Regions from separate parts of the Homo sapiens genome. Here region 1 is linked to region 2. The links are chromatin loops, found by intact Hi-C in ENCODE. Cell type or tissue: K562. All regions are shown on one strand. Each heading gives the region's core, and the rest is flanking DNA. Links, peaks and the distances in the headings are about the cores only.

Region 1 (8,921 bases), core at 2,945-5,444, 180 kb before region 2:
TGTTTAAAATATTTCATTAAAATGACTGTATGGATTTTTTCTTCGACAAGAATTTAAAATAATATATGTAGATGCTCCCTACTCAAGGAAGTAGAGCTTAACCCCTTCCGGGGGTGAGCTAGATTTAGTGATTTGGTTGCAAAAATCAGAGAAGAGAAAGGGGGAAAATAGTACCTTTACAGTAGAGAAACCTGGCAGATGCCACCTTGATCAAGAGATGATGCTTAACATCATCGTATGTGGGTATCATGTACCCCTTAATATGATGTGCTTGGCAAGAAGGACACTTTACCTCTGTGCTATTCTTCATAAAATCCAGTAACCCCAGTTAACTATGTGAAAACACACACACACACATCCAGACATGGGAGCATTCTAAGTACCTGGGCACTACTCCTTAAAACTGACAAAGTCATTGAAAATGAGGAAAGAATGAGAAACTTTCACAGACCAGAGTACTGGGAAGACCTGACAACTAAATGCAACATGAAGTCCTGGATTGAAATCTACAATGGAAAGAGGATATTAGTGGAAAAGCTGGTGGCATCCAAATAAAGTCTGGAGTTAATAGTAATGTACTAATGTTGGTTTCTCAGTTGTGACAAAGGTACCTTGGTTATATAAGATGTTAACAATAGGGGAAACTAGATGACACGTATATAAAAACTCTCTGTACTATTTTTGCAAAGTTTCTGTAAATCTAACGTGATTCCATTTAAAAGCTTTTTTTAAAAATGACTGTATGTCATCAAGAACCCTCCATCTCAAAATGAAACCAATGGGAAATCGTCTCTGTGCCTGAGGATTGAGCACATTATCCAAGTGCAGTGGTGCCTTGTTTCTCAGCCTTCAGAGAGGAGGAAGTGTACCATGGAGGTTAATTTTTCAGAAAATTGAAACTAACCCTTCAATCACAAAAAAGGTGTTGCTATTTTCAGCTATTTTTTTTGATGGCAAGCTTTCAAAAGTGGATGAAAAAATTCACTCCTCTCTGAACAGAGGACATAGGAGTAATTGAATCCTTTCTGGGTGAGTCAGGGCCACCGGTGTGAATATCTGCTATCACATTACCTCAATAAACGGCATGGTCCTGCCTTTCATTTTCTTTTCCATGGCATGAAGTTAGAAATACAGGAGCCATCATCTCACAGCTAAGAAATGGCAAAGAGAAGGTCACAAAAAATTGATGTGAATTAAGAATAAGAGAGGTGTTTATACAACCCCAGGTGAGCCAGCCCTGGGTAGAGCGTGTCTTCTACCTTCTTAAACAGGCAGTTTAGCTGAGGGGAGCAGCTGGCAGTTGATTTTCCCATTTTTCTGTGCCATTTCTTGGTTAGCAATGCAACCTCTGAATGCAAAGCACATCCTCTGGGCAACAATTGAAGACCCCAATAACCCCTACTTATCTCATTTCAGGCATGAGAGGCCAGTGAAGGTTAACTCGTTGATATTTTCATGAAGGAATTTAAATTGTGACATTTTCCAGTTCTACTTAGAGAATATTTTCTTTGTTAGATATATCATAGGGCAATAATTTGGCTCATACTACATGAAGAAGTGTCTAATGAAGCCAAAGAAATGGTATAATGTGAGCCTTGGCGATAGGTGGCCAGAGAAGTAAAGGGAGTTTAGGAGGAAGGGGGATTACAAATCAGTCCCAAGCAGTGATGCTTCCCACAAAGGCTTTTCCATTCCCCTGTTCTGGAGCTACATGGCACCCCATGCTTCCTCCTTGGAGAGACCAGGCCTCTCTGGAGCCCAACAATTGCTCAGCCTCACAGCCCAGCCAAGAGATGGGCCCCTCTTCTGGAAAATGAACTTCACCCTAAACTCTGCACGAGCTTGTTAGTTAAACCACCAGTCTTCACTTAATCTGACACAAAGATGAGATTTGCAGTATCTTCCTAAAGTATCTTCCCCTAGTTATTACCTCTGCAACTCAAATATAAGCCCACCAAGTACTGTAGTCTTATTTCCTGCCCCTTTTTTATCATCAAAATCACCTTGTTCAACATCAGTCGCAACAAATATTTCTGGATTAGCAGATTGTGTACTCAGTAATCTCTCCAGGTAACCCAGCCCTAAGGCAGTAGGTGGTGTCAAATTATTAGTGCAGACAAGAGATATTAGGGGATTTTCAAGAAGCTTCCTGTAGAACATCCACTTTGTCACCTGTTTGCTGGAGTCAGCGTCATGGATATGACTTAATTAGACAAGGCTGGAGGTTTTGACCTGAAATTAATCATCAACTAACTAATTCTGAAGAAAAGTCTGAAGGGAAGAAAGATATTTTAATGTCCATACTTTTTCTCTATTCCTCTAGAAAAGTATTCAAATATCTAGTCTTCATTTTGGGCAGGATTTCTCAACTTCTGTGCTATTAACATTGAAGGCCAGACAATTCTCTGTTGTGAATGGCTGTCCTGTGCATTATAGGAAGTTTGGCAGCTAGAGTTGCTAGAGTTAGCAAATTAAAATACAGAATTCCTGGTTAAATTTGAATTTCAGATAAACACGAATAAATTTTTATAGTATAGGTATGTCCTGTGCAGTATTAGCAGTATCCCTGGCCTCTGTCTACTAAATGGTGATAGCATGCTCCCCCACCCCCAGCTGTGACAACCATAAAGTCACCACACATTGACAAATGTTCTCACAGGGAGCAAAACTGCTCCTGCTGAAAACCACTGATTCAGGGTTACACATCAGAAAGCTACGAACATGAACATCTTTATCTTAGCTTCCAGAAGAAATAGCTTTCTCTGATGAAGTATCCATGAGAGAGTTCGCCAGACGAAGAACTCTCCTACAAATCTTACTTAAGCCATTTTGAAAATGTGTTTTATTCTGTTTTTAATGTCTCCTGGGATAAATTCCCTTTAGGCATTTGTGCCAGGTAAATTATTGGCTCTGTTTCAGAATTAGCAGGCTCATTTCAATCAGTTAATGTAAATTATGAAGGCTGTCATATTTTTATTTTTTCCTTAACTGCTAGAAAGCTTAGAGATAAATTTAGTGCTCAGTTGCAAAACCATCTAAGCTTATGGGACTAGCAGTATTTTTTAAAACAAACATATACAGTGCCTTTTATATGTTGCATATATTTTAAATTATTTACAAGTATTAAATGTTTAAGTTCATTCTATTACTGCAACAACCCTATGGTCAAGTCCTATTATTATCCTCTTTTTTTTGTGCCCGCAAAAAAGCAACTTTATTAATGTCCTGCAGCAGCATGCATTAGTAATTATAACCATGCATTAAAATTCTCATTTCATGTCATCAAGAGAGTAATCAGTTCTTTTCATGATACATTATGTTTTACTGAGTCTGTCCCTTCAAAGACCTTTCTGGGAACATTCCTTCTCCAGAGACTGCTTCCTAAGATGCCCAGATTGCTTACCACAGGTCATCTTTGGTCATTTAAAAGCTGTCAAGCCATCTGGACTACACCCTCTTAACTGAAGTTGAGCCAAATTCCCTTCTCTCAAATCCTAACGCCACCACTACTAACAGAACAGCTTGGTCAGAGCATTACTAACAACTTAATGTGGGATTCTCTTTGGTTATGGAATTTTACTTTTATTTAAGCATATAAAAATACAGCTAGAAGTAGGCTCCTGCATTCTAAAAGCATTTTTAATCAACTTAAACACAAGTATGTCCTTGGAAAATTCACCACCTGGACTGGTTCACAGTCGGCCCGTTTCCCCGTGGAATCTACATCAGTGTTGTATTTAGCAAATTCATTTGAGTGATGAACAGTGACTGATCTTCAGGAGCCCCGAGGGGTGGGGGCAGCTGGCCTGGGCAGACTTAGATGCTGTCCATGGCTTTGAACTCGCTGAGGGCCTGCACCGGGTTCAAGTGCTTCTTCTGAGATGCCCATTTAATCTCGCTCTGTGACTCATCCTGTTTCTCTCTCTTCAACAAGGGCTTTTTCTCTGGTGCCTCTATCTTCCATGACACAGCAGGAAGGTTGAGGGAAGCCATACCCTGTGACCTTTGGTATTTGGTAGAGGCGACGTAGGATGCCTTCATTGTCTGCACCACAGCATTCATAAGTCCTTGGTTGCCCAGATCAGGGACGTAGCGCTGTCCATTCCAGGGACAATGAACTCCCTGCCGAGATTCTGCATCTCGGCCTTGACCTTGCTGCAGATGTTGAGCAGGTGGCAGTAGAGGGCGATGCAGTGCAGGTAGGCCAGCAGGCCAAGTCAGGGCAGGCTGAGTCGAGCAGGCCGGCCTTGCTTGCAGGCCGAGTCGGGGCAGTGGTCTGTGATGGTGCAGCCAAGCTTGTCCATCCTGGATCCTGCCTCCGCAATTTTCTTTGCAGCACTGATTACATCTAATGTATTTTTGAGTGGTCCTTTACCTCAGGTAAAGTCAGTCACCTCCATCATAATCATGCACATCTGCTTGGCCAGCACAATGATGTCATTGGCACTGTTGTCCCATTTGGACACTTCAGCGTCCAGCTTGCTCTTTTCTTCCTGGAAGCTGGCCACCTGTTCTGCAGTCTTCGCTTTTTGCTCCTAGGGAAGCTGAGCCATGATCGCCTGGACACTCTGGCCAGCTATCAGCTGATTGTCTTTTGTCTGGATGCTCATCCTACTTCTGACATTGAAATCTTCCATCTCAAAGTAAGAGTCATCCAAGTCCTCAGGGGTCCTTATCATCAGCACTGCTTTCCTGATGTCCCGGATGCCACCATATACTAGGCAGGAGGCATTGATAAACTCATTCTCATCCATGGGCTGGGCAGGGTCTGAGCTGAGGGCTTCCACAGCTGCTTCTGCTTGCTCAGTAAAACATGGCATGACTGTGTTGGAAAGCAGCTTAGTGGCTTCCAGAACCTTCTCTGTGTAGACTCCCGGCTCATAGTTGTCCATCTCTGAGGTGACTATGTGAATGGCCCAGGCTGCCCAACCTTGAATTGCACTAGCTGTGCAGTCCAGGCCATCCACATCTTTCTCTTGGAGAGCAATGATGCATTTGTTCCATTTTCCAAAATGTGATTCTCTGAGACAGCCAAGAAGTCATCAATGGAAGTAATATCATCAGCAGCATCTGTGAGAACATGGACTTGTTTTTCCCATTGTTCTTTTAAAAAGATCCATGTTCTCTTGGGCCAGTCTACTCTGTGGTTTTGCTAAAGCCAATGCAGCATTGACAACCTGAGGACAGAGGGCTTCTAACTGGCTTGCAGACATTCGAACAAGTTTTACACCTTCTTCATTATTTGAGATGGAACAGGCCAAGTTGGCAACCTCAACCAATTTGTTGCCATGTTCACAGAAAACTTTGGCATACTCCTTGTTTCTCATTTCCATTCTTCGCAGCTTAAGTCAATACCAAAAGTGGAACATTGGTTTCCAGGAAAGAATCTGAAACGTGGTCCATGACAGCTTTGTGGAGCTGTCTACGCAAGTCCCTGGTCTTCTTGGTCATTTTATCTATAGCAGAATTGAGGGAATTACTTCTTTCTTTACATCCAGCATTGCCCATGTACTCCAAAAGCAGGTCCTGCAGGACCTGGAGGACAGTGTTACACTCTGCCGCAATTCGCTCACGATGGTCATCATGCTTGCAGGACGAGTCGCCCATCAAGGCAGCTCCGCTAATGATGCCTTCCAGGTGCTCCTCCAGGGAAGGCCTCAAGCACTCCTTGCTGAAGCTCAAAGGGTCCACAATGATTTGTTTATCAGTTATTGAGTACATATGCTAGTTCTACTCCTCCTCCACCCTGGTGATGGGAGGCATCGTCTGAGGCAGTGGCCTGGGCTACATTGGAAATGCCTGTGATGGCCTGCTGCAGCTGCTTGTATATCAGGTCCCTGTTGGCCTTATAGGCTGCAACATCAGGGTGCTGTAGGCATGCCCGGGATGCCGTATAGAAGATCAGAACATTCTTCTGCAGGATTCCTCTAGCTGCAGCCATCTGATCACGATGGCCAACATCTTTCAGTTCCTGTTGTCTTTTGACTGCCATAATGTTCACCTTATTCACTTCGGGTTTTAGGGCTTTATACTATATTCCTAAGTCTTGTTCATTGCCAGCATTCCTCAATTTCAAGATATCATCTTCCACAACTTTCAGCTGAATAAGTAATGTGTAGACATTTCCCATGTTCAGCCAAAATCAGCAAGCAGGTAACAGCAGAGAGCAAAGTTCAAGCTGCCTGAACCATGTTGCCTTGCTCCACAGAAGAACAGGGATCATCTGCGAACTCTCCCGCAGCAGTCTTCATCAAATCACCTTGTTTTCGAACGTATTCTACAGCAGCCAAAAGCTATTCCTAGAGAAAACTGGCTCTCCTTCACAATTTTATCCTCCTTCTCCAAGAAATTCTCAGCTGCTTGTTCAACAGATGCAGCCAAAACATGGACCTTCTTAGAATGACCTCTCTTCTTATCAGAGGGCCCCTTACTATTGGTGTTTACCAGGGTTGTAACCTGTGTAACAAGTCTCTCAGCTGCCAGAGTCCTGATCTCTAGACTTTTGGGGTCCCACTTCAAGTTTAAGTGGCCTGCGTGGACAGCAGTCATTTCTGCGGCGAGTAGGGTGAGCACTGGATTCCGGAGGCCCGAAGCCAACGCCCGCTGCTTTGTCCTCCTCCCTTTTAAAGATAAGGAAACTGAGGTACTTTGTTGTTGTTGCTATTGCTATGAATTATTTCCTTTTTCACCATCATCCTTATTGTATATGTAAGCCTCATCAGATTCCATCTGGAAGTTGATTGGGTACAAGTTAACATATCACATACCAATTTCAGGTCCTCTCAGCCTCACCTGTCTCTTGTTCCAGCTGCCACCTTGGCACCCCACTCCATTTATTTCTGCCAGGCACCTCCTTCCAGAGCCCAGCTCCATACCCATGCCATGAACCTCGATCTTCCCAACCTAGGATTCCCTGTTAACTTCCAAGGAATCCAGAGGCCCTCCCTCAGGCCCCAGAATTGCACAACTCATAATTACAGAGGAATTAATACCACATGGTCAAAATGCTCCCAAATGGGAGATGAAAACTGATAGATTTTTTTTTTTAATTCCAGACTTGGGATGCAGCTTTTAAAAGTCCTGGTCTTGTAAGATAGAGCAATCAGAAGTATTTAGTGGTGACCAGCTCAGTTATGCCTGCTTGAATTTCTCTCTCTCCTTCCCTGCCTCATTCCCCTCACTTCTGCTTCATGGGATCACACTCCCTATCACAGTAGTACCAACATAGCATTTTCAGGCTCTGCTTTCTAAGGAATCTAGATTAAGTAATTATAAGTAAAATTCCCCCAAATGGAAGTTTAGTCATTTTCATTAACTTCAGAATCAGTAATATTTATTGTGGTCTAATCAGAATACAATTCTGGAATATTATCCCTAGAAGTGCTATGGGATCTTTGGGGTGTCAATTTACTGGCCAGAAACCTCTGTGGCTGGTGGCACCTTTGCCTGAGTTCTTGTCCTGCATCCAGGAAGAATGAGGTATGCAGACAAGTGGAGGGTAAACAAGATTAAGAGGAGCTTTATTGAGTGTTAGAACAGCTCAGAGGAGACCCGCAGTGGGTTCTGTAGCTCTTCTCTGTAGGCAGGTCACCCTGTCCAGTGTTCAGCTCTCAGCAAATAGAAGGCCCTGGAGAGGGTAGCTCCTCTCTGCTACTGGTTGTGCTGACGTTTGCTGCTTTCTGCAGAGAGGAGGCCCTGGAAAGGGTAGCTCCTATCTGCAGCTGGTCGTCCTGACATCTGCCCAGCTCCTAGCAGAGAGGAGGTCCTGGAGTGAGTTGCTCCTCTCTGCAGCTGGTGGTCCCACCGTCTCTGCAAGTCTCTGAAGCTCTCAGCAGAGAGGGTAGCTCCTCTCTGCAGCTGGTAATTCCATCATTTGCTCAGCTCTGGCTGTTCCTGGAGATTTTATGGGCCTCAGAGAGGAGAAAGTGCATGCTGATTGCTCCATGGGTGACCATAGCAAGCTCAGAAAAGACACCAGTTCCCATTCTGGTCAAGGGGACTGGCAGCCCCACCCCCAGCCTTCAGGAACTGCCCCCTTCCATCTAGGAATCTGTCTACCTCCTGCTTCTGTTCATGGTACCCAGGCTCTGCCCCAACTTTGCTTCAAGATTGGAGAGGGCATTGACAGCAAGGAGAAGCCAGGCAGCAGAAGGAGGCACTTCTGAGCCTGCAAGGGCAGCAGGGGTCTTTCCTGGGCCTCCAAGAGTGCAGGGATGCCTGAGTCTGCAGTCATGGTTTGGGTGGCTGCAACTGCACCCTGGGTGCCTATTCCATGGAGTGGGAGGCTGGGGTCTGCAGGGGTGGTTTGGGAGGCTGCAGCTGCAACTGGAAGGGCAGGGCTCCTGCCTGCTCCTGGCCCCCCAAGAGCACAGGGAGGCTCAGATCTGCAGCCACAACTTGGGAGGCTGTGGCCCAACCCAGGAGCATGGGGTTCCTGCCTGATCCGTGGAGCATGCAGCCTTGGCCATGCCTCCCCACTGCAGCCAGTGTGATGGCAGTGGCAGGTCATCTGGAGTGGCCACTGCCATCAATCCCCGCTTCTGAAGAGGTACATCTAACTGCCATTAGGGTAGGGATGATGACTGCTCTTAACTGCTTCATGCTAACAGAGAGCATTGTTTTGGGAAAATGAAGTCAGGTCTCAGGACTCTAGCATGTTGAGGTTGATCCCATCTTCTTTATAGCTGATGACACCAAGACCCAGAGAGGAAAGGGGTTTGCTCAAGATTGCATGCTTTATGGGTGGTGTCTGAATATAGTACAAATATTTATTTAGTGCCTACAACGCCAGATTCCCATATACATTATTGCATTTTGTGCTTGCAAATTGGATAATTAATATTACCACCCCCATTCGAGGCATAAGAAACAGAGGGTCAGAAAAAAGGAAGTGAAATGTTGCATGTCACAATATTAGCAAA
Region 2 (8,921 bases), core at 3,271-5,770:
TACAATGTCAAAATGTTTTGCTCAAGTCATAAAGTAAAAACTGTTGGTGCACTAGTGCAAGGCCTGCTTTAAACACTTGGCACACATAACATATACAAAAGCTTGGCATTTTTGTTAAAAGCACCCAGAGATGGCACATCTGTGTTGCCCTTTGGCATAAGATGTCCCTAGATGGAAAGACACAGCAACATAAATATATCAAATCTCCAAGCTAAGCTGTAAATGGAATGCAGCCCTAATAAAAGGATTTTTATAGCAATATAAGCATATTTATATTAATATATAAAATTTATATTTCAGTCATATGCAATAGTAAACAAGCAAGCACAGAAGTAGAAAATTTTGAAAATGAAGAACAATAAGGGTAAACAAGCTTTCTCAGATACTAAAGCATATTATAAAGCTTAGGAAAAAACTCAGATAAAAGAAAAACTGATAAATTCTGCTACTTACAAATACAAAATATCTCCACGGGTAAAAAAATTACCATAAGCAAATCTAAACCCGCACTGTGAAAAATATTTGCAAAACACAGACGGGGGCTAATTTACCCAACATATAAAGAGATCCTATTCTTAGGAGCTCCTATTCATATAATAGTTATATAAAGACTAATAATCCAATAGAAACTTGGGCAAAGGGCATATACAGATATTTCACACAAAAGGGAATACCAACAGCTCTTGAACATATGAAAAGATGTTCAACTTCACATCTTAAAAAACACCAATTAAAACTTTGGTGAGACACTGTTTTTTACCTTTAGATTGGGAAAGTTTGGTGACACACTCTTCTAAGGCTCTGGGAAAACAGGCACTTTCACATAATGCTGCTGGGAATGTAAACTGATGCAACTTTTGTGGAGTATCTGTAGAAATTTCATATCCACATGCTCTTAACCCAGCAAGTTCACTTCTAGGCTTTTATCTTACTGATATATTCATTTATACATGTGCAAAATTTCACACATACATGGTTGCTTGTTACAGGGGCGCTGTAGTATCGAGAGACTGGAAACAATATAAAGGGCCATCCATCAATGGGTACTGGTTAAAATAAGTTATGATACATTGAAACAACTGAGTACTAGGCAGTCAGTAAGAACAAAATGAAGAAGCTCTTCATGCATTGGTATCGGATGACCTCTGAGATAGATGGGGATGGGTAGATTTGTATATATGTACATATGTTATTGATTGTATATGCATAAGGCATCTTGGCAGAACTCATAAGAAGCTTGTAATAGTAAATGGCTTTGAGAATGGAAACAAGGTTGCTGCATTGTACTCTTTGAATTTCGAGGCATTTGAATATATTAACTATTTTTAAAAATTAAATAGAACTGAATTAAATGTTTTAAGTTGAGTAGGCCCTTACAACCACAAGAAATAGCTTGGGTCCTAATGGGGCAGTCCAAAGAAGAATAAAGGAAATATCTCAGCAAAAGGCTAAGAAAATAACCAGGACCTATTGTTCCCCTAAGTCCTCAATTGTTAGGTAGCCTGAATTCTCTAGTCTCCATGCCAACCACGCAGCAGAGCACTAACCAGTGCCAGAATTTCTTTGGCGGTGAAAATCAGGCCTAGAGCTCTCCTCACCTCCTTCTTCTTGTTGCTGGCAACAGAGTAGCTACTATAGCACACACACAGAACTGACCAGTGAATGAATGGCTGGGAGCTTTCCAGTTCTGGGCAAATATAAAACTCAGGGAAACAAAGACAGTATTGGAGTCGCTGGGTCAGTGATTAGAGATCCTTATGTCACCCGCTTCAGAACACCAGCCCTGAGTTTTCTCTCAGCTGTGCACCAGTGACTGGATGCCTGACTGCAGCAGCCACTACGACAAGAAGGAGGCAGTATAGATGAAGCCTACCATAAGATGGAGCTCATCCTTACAGAGATCTTTTCTTTAATTTTTTTTTAAGTTAAAAGCAATAAATGTATTCTTAAGTGGTAGATGGATTGTTCTTTGGCTTTAGGCAAATGTATTAGAGGAAAGTAACACATATGGCCTTGAAGGGGAAAAATAGGGCAACTATCAAGATCTGGATCTAATTGCTTAACTAGTCTCTTAGCAGTCAGCCTTGAATAATAGGCAAGGTCAGGATGAAAGCGACTTCTAAGAATGCCTTACTCCCCCTGTCCTAAGTACTGTATCTCTATTAAATCACTTACTTTCCAGAACACCTCTGAGGTAGTCATTCCTATGATTTCTACTTTACAAATTGAAAGTATAGAAAGGTTAACTAAATTTGACCAAAGTTACCCAACAAATAAATGTACAACTAAAATTGAACCCAAATAATGGGGCTGCACAGGCTGTACTCTAATCAAAACATACGGCATTCAATATCACAGTAGTTTTACATAAAATCTAAGCATTAAACATAATTTTTGCTAGATCTATCCCACCCTGAAACTCACAAATCACAGTGTATGTAAATGTCTGCATTCGTTTCCCTTTGTTAATGTTTCCTATATTGCTGAACAACATCTTTGTTCTGAAACACAGAAAAGATGCACATGATTATATGCATACAGGAGCTAAGCAACACATTTTTCCTGAAATAAACACTAGTCCCACTTATTATGTACCCCATTTTTCCTCCTCCCTCTAAATCAAAGCAGTGTTTCATTTAACATATGTGTCATCTAGTATGAGCAAATAAACTACATAAAGCAAAACAAAACAAGAGTATTTGGCGACCCTTTAAATTATCATGCCAGACATAGTGGACTTCTTGTTCAGAGCTAAAAGACACTGACATCCTCCTCTCTCCCTAGACACAGACAGGGCTTACTAAGAGAGCATCATTTCCATTTCCAAAGGTCATGGAGTTTGTGACAAAATAGTGCTTAGTGATGCTTGTTCAAAAGCTGAAGTGAAGAAAGTACAACAAAAGAAGGGAAGCATTTTAGAATGGGCAGAGACCTTAGTTTTTAGAGCTCAGAAAAAAATCACACAGCTAGAAAATGTTAGAAATCAGCTACTGCAATACTTTGAGTCTTCTGGAGGAAAGTGAAGATTAGAAAAGTTAGCTCCACAGCAGCACAGTGGAATTAGGACGCATAGTTCCTGAGACTCTCTGTCATGAGTTGTGCATACTAGGCAAAGAAGACTAGAATTATGGCAACCTCACCATGAACTTGTTATGGTTTTCTCTTTGTACTACTGGCCTCTCCTAATTTCTCCACCATGAGAAAAGCAGACAGGTACATTGAGAAGCACAATTATGAAGCCTAAGACCCACAAGGCTTTGGAGCCAGACCACTGAATATTTCAATGACTCCATCCTCTACCAGCCTGTGATCTTGGGTATATTACATTTCCAGCATCTGTTTCTTGGCCCAGTATTGGACACTGTATGACTAACCTTGTAGGAATCTGGGGAACACTGGAGATAATGTAAGTTAAGTGCCAAACACAGTAGGTGATAAAAAATGAAACGTATTATTACAAGCATATATTTCTCTACCCATTGACAGTCTTCATCTTTTTTTAGTTCCTCAAATCATTGCACGTGTAGGAAACATCTACAGCACTTAACATGACTACAAGTGAATGCTAATTTAAAAAATAATTATGAACTTTTTCAAACATACAGGAGAGCATGGAAAATAATATACCATCACCAATGTAAGTACCCATTAAAAATACAGAGCTGTCTTGTACGTTTTAAAACTTTATATAAATGTTATCAAATTATCCATATTATTCTATAATTTACTTCTCCCACATATTACATTTTAGAAATTTACCCATATTCACATATGTAGGTTTCCTAGTTATTTTTAATGCCCTATAGTATTGATTTCATGAACCTGCCATAATGTATTCCTGCATCCTCCTACTGATGGACATTTAGATTGTTTCCCATTATTTACCTATTACAAAGAATGCTGCATAGGCATCCTTCTCACTCGTGCTTCTTTGGGTACCTGTGAGAGAGTTTCTTTGGGATACAAATCCAGAGGTAGAATTGCTAGATTCATAAGATATGCCCATCTTCAACATTACTAGTCATTGCTAAATCATGTTTCCAAATCACTGTAGCATTTTATTGTCATCTTTGCTCGAGAGTATTTTTTAGGTTCTTTATTGAGATATATTTTACATACCATAAAATTTACCCATTTCAAGTATACAACTCAACAGTTTTTAGTATATGTGCAGAGTTGTGCAACCAGCACTGCAATCTAATTTTAGAACATTTTAATGTGATAGCATTATTTATAAATACACATAAAATATACAGAAATCTGTAAAGCTTGTTATGTGTCCTGTCCAATATATACATGGAAAACCTCCGGAAGGAGCTAGTTTGTAGAGGTCCCCTACAAATAATAGAAAAAAACAATTTTCTTGATTTAAACCTGTAGTTTGAGTAGGTAGCTGAAAGCAACATTTCTAATTAGATTTGGAAACTGCTTAAATGCAGGTTCCTGTTACTTGCTAATAAAAGCATTTCTAATTATTCACCTCAGAGTGAAAATGACTCAGAACTCACTCTATCTGAAGAGAAATAGAAGTGTGTTAAACTAACTAAAGAAGTGATTTCCCCAGAACAATTCTTGCTCATGACAGAAAGGAAGGCAACTGTGAAGGAGTATAGATGTTGGAGTAAACAGTTGTGAGAGCAGGTTCATTGGCAAAGGAGAAGAGAGAAGAGCAATTGTCTTTCTTTTTTTCCACAAGTTAATTCGTTGAGCTTTTTTTTTTTTTTTTTTTTGAGACAGAGTCTCACTGTATCGCCTAGGCTGGAGTGCAGTGGCCAGATCTAGGCTCACTGCGACCCCTGCTGCCCAGGTTCAAGCAATTCTCCTGCCTCAGTCTCCTGAGTAGCTGGGATTACAAGCACCTGCCACCACGCCTGACTAATTTTTGTATTTTCAGTAGAGATGGGGTTTCACCGTCTTGGCCAGGCTGGTCTTGAACTACTGACCTCGTGATCCACCCACCTTGGCCTCCCAAAGTGCTGGGATTACAGGCATGAGCCACCACACCCAGCCTCATTGAGCTTTTAATCAAATAATTTTCATGCTCTGAGTTATTAATTAATGGCACTTTCAAGTATTACTTACCTCAATCCAAACTTAATATGTTAATTGACAAGAGTATTGCCACATATGACATATATATATATATATATATATATATATATATATATATATATATATATATATATAAGAAAGTTGTCCTTATCCAGCCGTTAAGTGTTCAAAATCTAATAAATTTTTCTACTTGGAATCTCATAAGAAACATCAGGTCCATGGACAACAACATCAGTTCTCTGGTTCATTCCTTCTGGTCATTGGCTTAAGGACATCAACTTCCAGATGCTGTGGTTTCATTTCATCAAGTGCCTGACAGCTTTCTGAAATTTCCTCCTTGCCCTTCAGACCATCCACAGGTGTGGAGGGTACGTCACTTTCTGTGACAGCTTAGCAGATGACCTAAGACCAGGCGGTGTAAGACTGAGAAGAGGAGGAAAGTCACAGAGGCAGCGCAGATTGCTCAGGGCAAACACACGGAATCCCACCTTACCAGCAATGCAGCCATGGCAACAGCTTCTCACTAGCCCTGGGGCCAGCCCCACCACACTCATGGATCAATGGACTTTCTCTACAGTTGGGAATAGCCTGACTCCACAGCATGGCATGTGGTTTCTTTACCTGCACTGAGGTTTTTTACCTGCAAAATGTACAGATAAAGGACCTGAAATCCTTTGCCTGCACTGAAATGATTCTCCTGAATTAGATACTAATATTGAGCCACTCTACACCCTTTGAATACTTGGGCCCCAACTCAGATTTCCTTTGCAACAAGACTGTGAAAACCACTTTGATCTCTTTTTTGCAGGGTCCTTTGCTGGGCAGACAGATGACTCAGTGAAATCTAGTCTATTTATTCGTTACTGGAGAGGAAGTGATTAAGCTTTCCAGGCTGGAACAACATCCACCATCAGGAACTGGGATTGGGCCTTAGGAATGAGCTGTTGCAAATGAGAGGGCCAAGGGAAGTTATTTCTGTTACTAGTGGTGTTACCTTCTATGCAGTGAAGTGGTTTTGACAACCAATGCATTAGGATCTGCAAAATTGAAGGATGAGGGACTGAAGCGGAAAACATCCCTGACTTGTGCTGGAAAGCGTTAACCCCAGCAAACAGCTTGTTGAATTCAAGGCAGAACTTAAGTTAGTCAGGAAAGAAAGGAGCAGAGTAGACTAGTGATACTCTTACTCCCTTCTCCACCCAACCCAAGGGGAATAGTATAACTAAACTCATACAGCCTATTCCCAAATGAGGCAAAATTATCTGGGAGTTGCTAAGCCCCAGAAAAGAGCTAAATTAAACGGATTACACCCTCTGCCCTCCATAATCAAATGAACACAAAGTTGATCCACCATTTTTAAGTGTAAGGAGCAACAAAACTCCACTGAAGGCATCCAGGTCTGAGCCATTCTTCCTCCTAACTGACTTCAAAGCTGGCACTCCTAGACTCCATTTTCCTGCTTTTCTAGTTTATGGCTCAACTTTCTACTTGTTAGAATCATGGCACCATGCTCTTGCATCCTTCATGCCACCAGCTTCCTCCGCACTCATACTCATCATTAACAGCTCACACATCTCTTGCTGATCAAGGGGGCTCCTCTGCTTTTCAGTGCCTGACTGGGGGCTGTACTGCACATGGGAACAAGGCCTGGCATCTTCCTTTGTCTTTGTTTAAAATCTATTCCCTACAAGTTGCGAGGTTTCCAAGGATAGGATTGTGGGTATGTAAAAATGCATATGTGTCCTGCCCGCCAACCCATGCTGCATATTGAATGTGTGTAGGCAACAAAAAATAGTTCTAGTAGCATAGATATGGTAGCTATATGTGAGGCACTAGCTCATTAAATCCTCAAAATGACCTTTCAGGGAGGTATTTATGATCTTTATTTTTAGATGAGGACATTAAAACTCAAAAAAATTAAGTGTCTTTTTAAGAACATCACTTACAGAGGACAGAGGTGGAATTCAAATCCAGGTAGTCTGACTCAGAAACGGTGTTGGAAGATGTTTGGATGCAGGGAGGCTAGGAGGTGTCCACTCAGGGTAGGGGTAGGGAGAATTTTGAAATAATGGAACCAGCTGGGAGTCAGATGGCTCTTTATCATTACTGGGTATCAACAATTTTCAATAATGCAGTGATGAATTATTTTTTCCATATGGGTGGACCACTCCTATCATCTTATTAGGCTGGACACTGTCATGTCTGTATACAGTGTCGGACACTGGAGCAGCCAGGCTACACCTTGGAAGGGAGCTCAACCGAAACACTGAGAATGGAAGAGCAAAAAGATGGAAAGAACCTGGGTTTGTTTTTTTACCTTTTCTTTTTTTTTTTAATTACAAGTTGAGCATCTCTAATATGAAAATCCAAAATCCAAAACACTTCTGGTCCCAAGCATTTTGGATAAGGGATATTCAACTTGTATTGTGGTAAAATATATATAACATAAAATCTATCATTTTAGCCATATTTAAGTGTACAATTCAGTGGTATTAAGTACATTTCGCAATGTTGTGTGTCATCACCATTACCCATTTCCAGAACGTTTTCAACAACCCCAAACAGAAACTCTGTACCCATTAAACAATAGCTCCATATTCCTCCCTGCCCTCAGCCCCTGGTAACCTCTATTCTTTCTGTCTCTGTGAATTTACCTTATATAAGTGGAATCCTATAATATTTGTCCTTTTGTATCTGGCTTATTTTACTTAGCATAATGTTTTCAAGGTTCACCCATGTTATGGTATGTATCAGAATTTCATTCCTTTTTAGAACTGAATAATATTTCAGTATATGACTGGGATTTTAATGACACATTTGAGCCCCTGTACCTTGGCGGACCTCTTGTTAAGTCGGATAATATTTTTTTCTTATGGTTTAGGCCACGTGGCGTGGGGTTTTCCTAACTGATACATGAGGCTCAACTCGGGTTCTCCCCTGTAAAGCTCCAGGGTGGGCAATAAGGCCCACAGAGTACTCAAAATGAAAGCTCCCCAGCATAGTGCAAAATTTCCCATATTTCCTGATATGTGTATGTACCTAGATATGTACATGTGTGTATGGGTGTGTGCACACGCACATATGTACACAACAAACATGACAAAGCCCACACCTTTACCTGTTTTCATCCTCAGTTTAGCTATTTTGTTACAATTGATAATTTCAACATATATAATAATTCAGCACTTAACATTTTTTTTTTTTTTTTTTTTTGAGACGGAGTCTCGCTCTGTCGCCCAGGCTGGAGTGCAGTGGCGGGATCTCGGCTCACTGCAAGCTCCGCCTCCCGGGTTCACGCCATTCTCCTGCCTCAGCCTCCCAAGTAGCTGGGACTACAGGCGCCCGCCACTACGCCCGGCTAATTTTTGTATTTTTAGTAGAGACGGGGTTTCACCGTTTTTAGCCGGGATGGTCTCGATCTCCTGACCTCGTGATCCGCCCGCCTCGGCCTCCCAAAGTGCTGGGATTACAGGCGTGAGCCACCGCGCCCGGCCAACATTTTTCTTTATCATAAAAAAAATATGGAACTCCAAATTGGGTGAGACATTGTGTCTGGTGCTCTATGAAGTACAAATCGATGCTTCATTTCAAAACACTCTTCCACAATCTTCATTGGAGTTGAAAATAAACAAGTTTAGTCAAGAGTAAAGAATAAAAACATTTATTTTAAAAATACCATTTAGCATCAATTGCCCCAAGTTTGGCAGGCATGAAGAGTGGGCAGTTCATGTTTTATTAGTATATAAAATTGGCTTTACAGGAAGCATTATGGCAAAAAAATGAATACTTATTATGAAAACTGAAAAAGAGAAGTGAGTAGTAAGCTACTATCAGAACGTTAAGGCTAAGAAAATGTCACTATGCAATGA

The links. Hi-C counts contacts between places; a loop is a spot of excess contacts. Peaks named below come from ENCODE experiments on the same cell type or tissue, not always from the same donor. Only the 100,000 strongest peaks of a DNase experiment are listed, where the experiment ranks them.
Region 1: it touches region 2 in a loop (2.5-fold over the local background); 59 of 110 quality-filtered maps call a loop at or near these places.

The regions. Positions count from the first base shown.
Region 1 is chr5:115,385,822-115,394,742 of GRCh38, forward strand. It overlaps the pseudogene CTNNA1P1. Among named protein-coding and RNA genes, the nearest start is that of CCDC112, 94 kb to the left of the region's middle. RefSeq lists a silencer at 4,031-4,325. In K562, for the core only: a CTCF peak has its summit at 4,177 (motif pointing right); no DNase peak of the experiment used is centred there; H3K27me3 peaks cover 975 bases.
Region 2 is chr5:115,569,952-115,578,872 of GRCh38, forward strand. It overlaps TMED7-TICAM2 (TMED7-TICAM2 readthrough), which reads right to left. Exons shown (of 4, transcript NM_001164469.4): 4 at 8,545-8,921. TICAM2 (TIR domain containing adaptor molecule 2) reads right to left here. Exons shown (of 2, transcript NM_021649.7): 2 at 8,545-8,921. Among named protein-coding and RNA genes, the nearest start is that of TICAM2-AS1, 28 kb to the right of the region's middle. RefSeq lists enhancers at 5,355-5,404, 5,435-5,504. In K562, for the core only: a CTCF peak has its summit at 4,788 (motif pointing left); no DNase peak of the experiment used is centred there.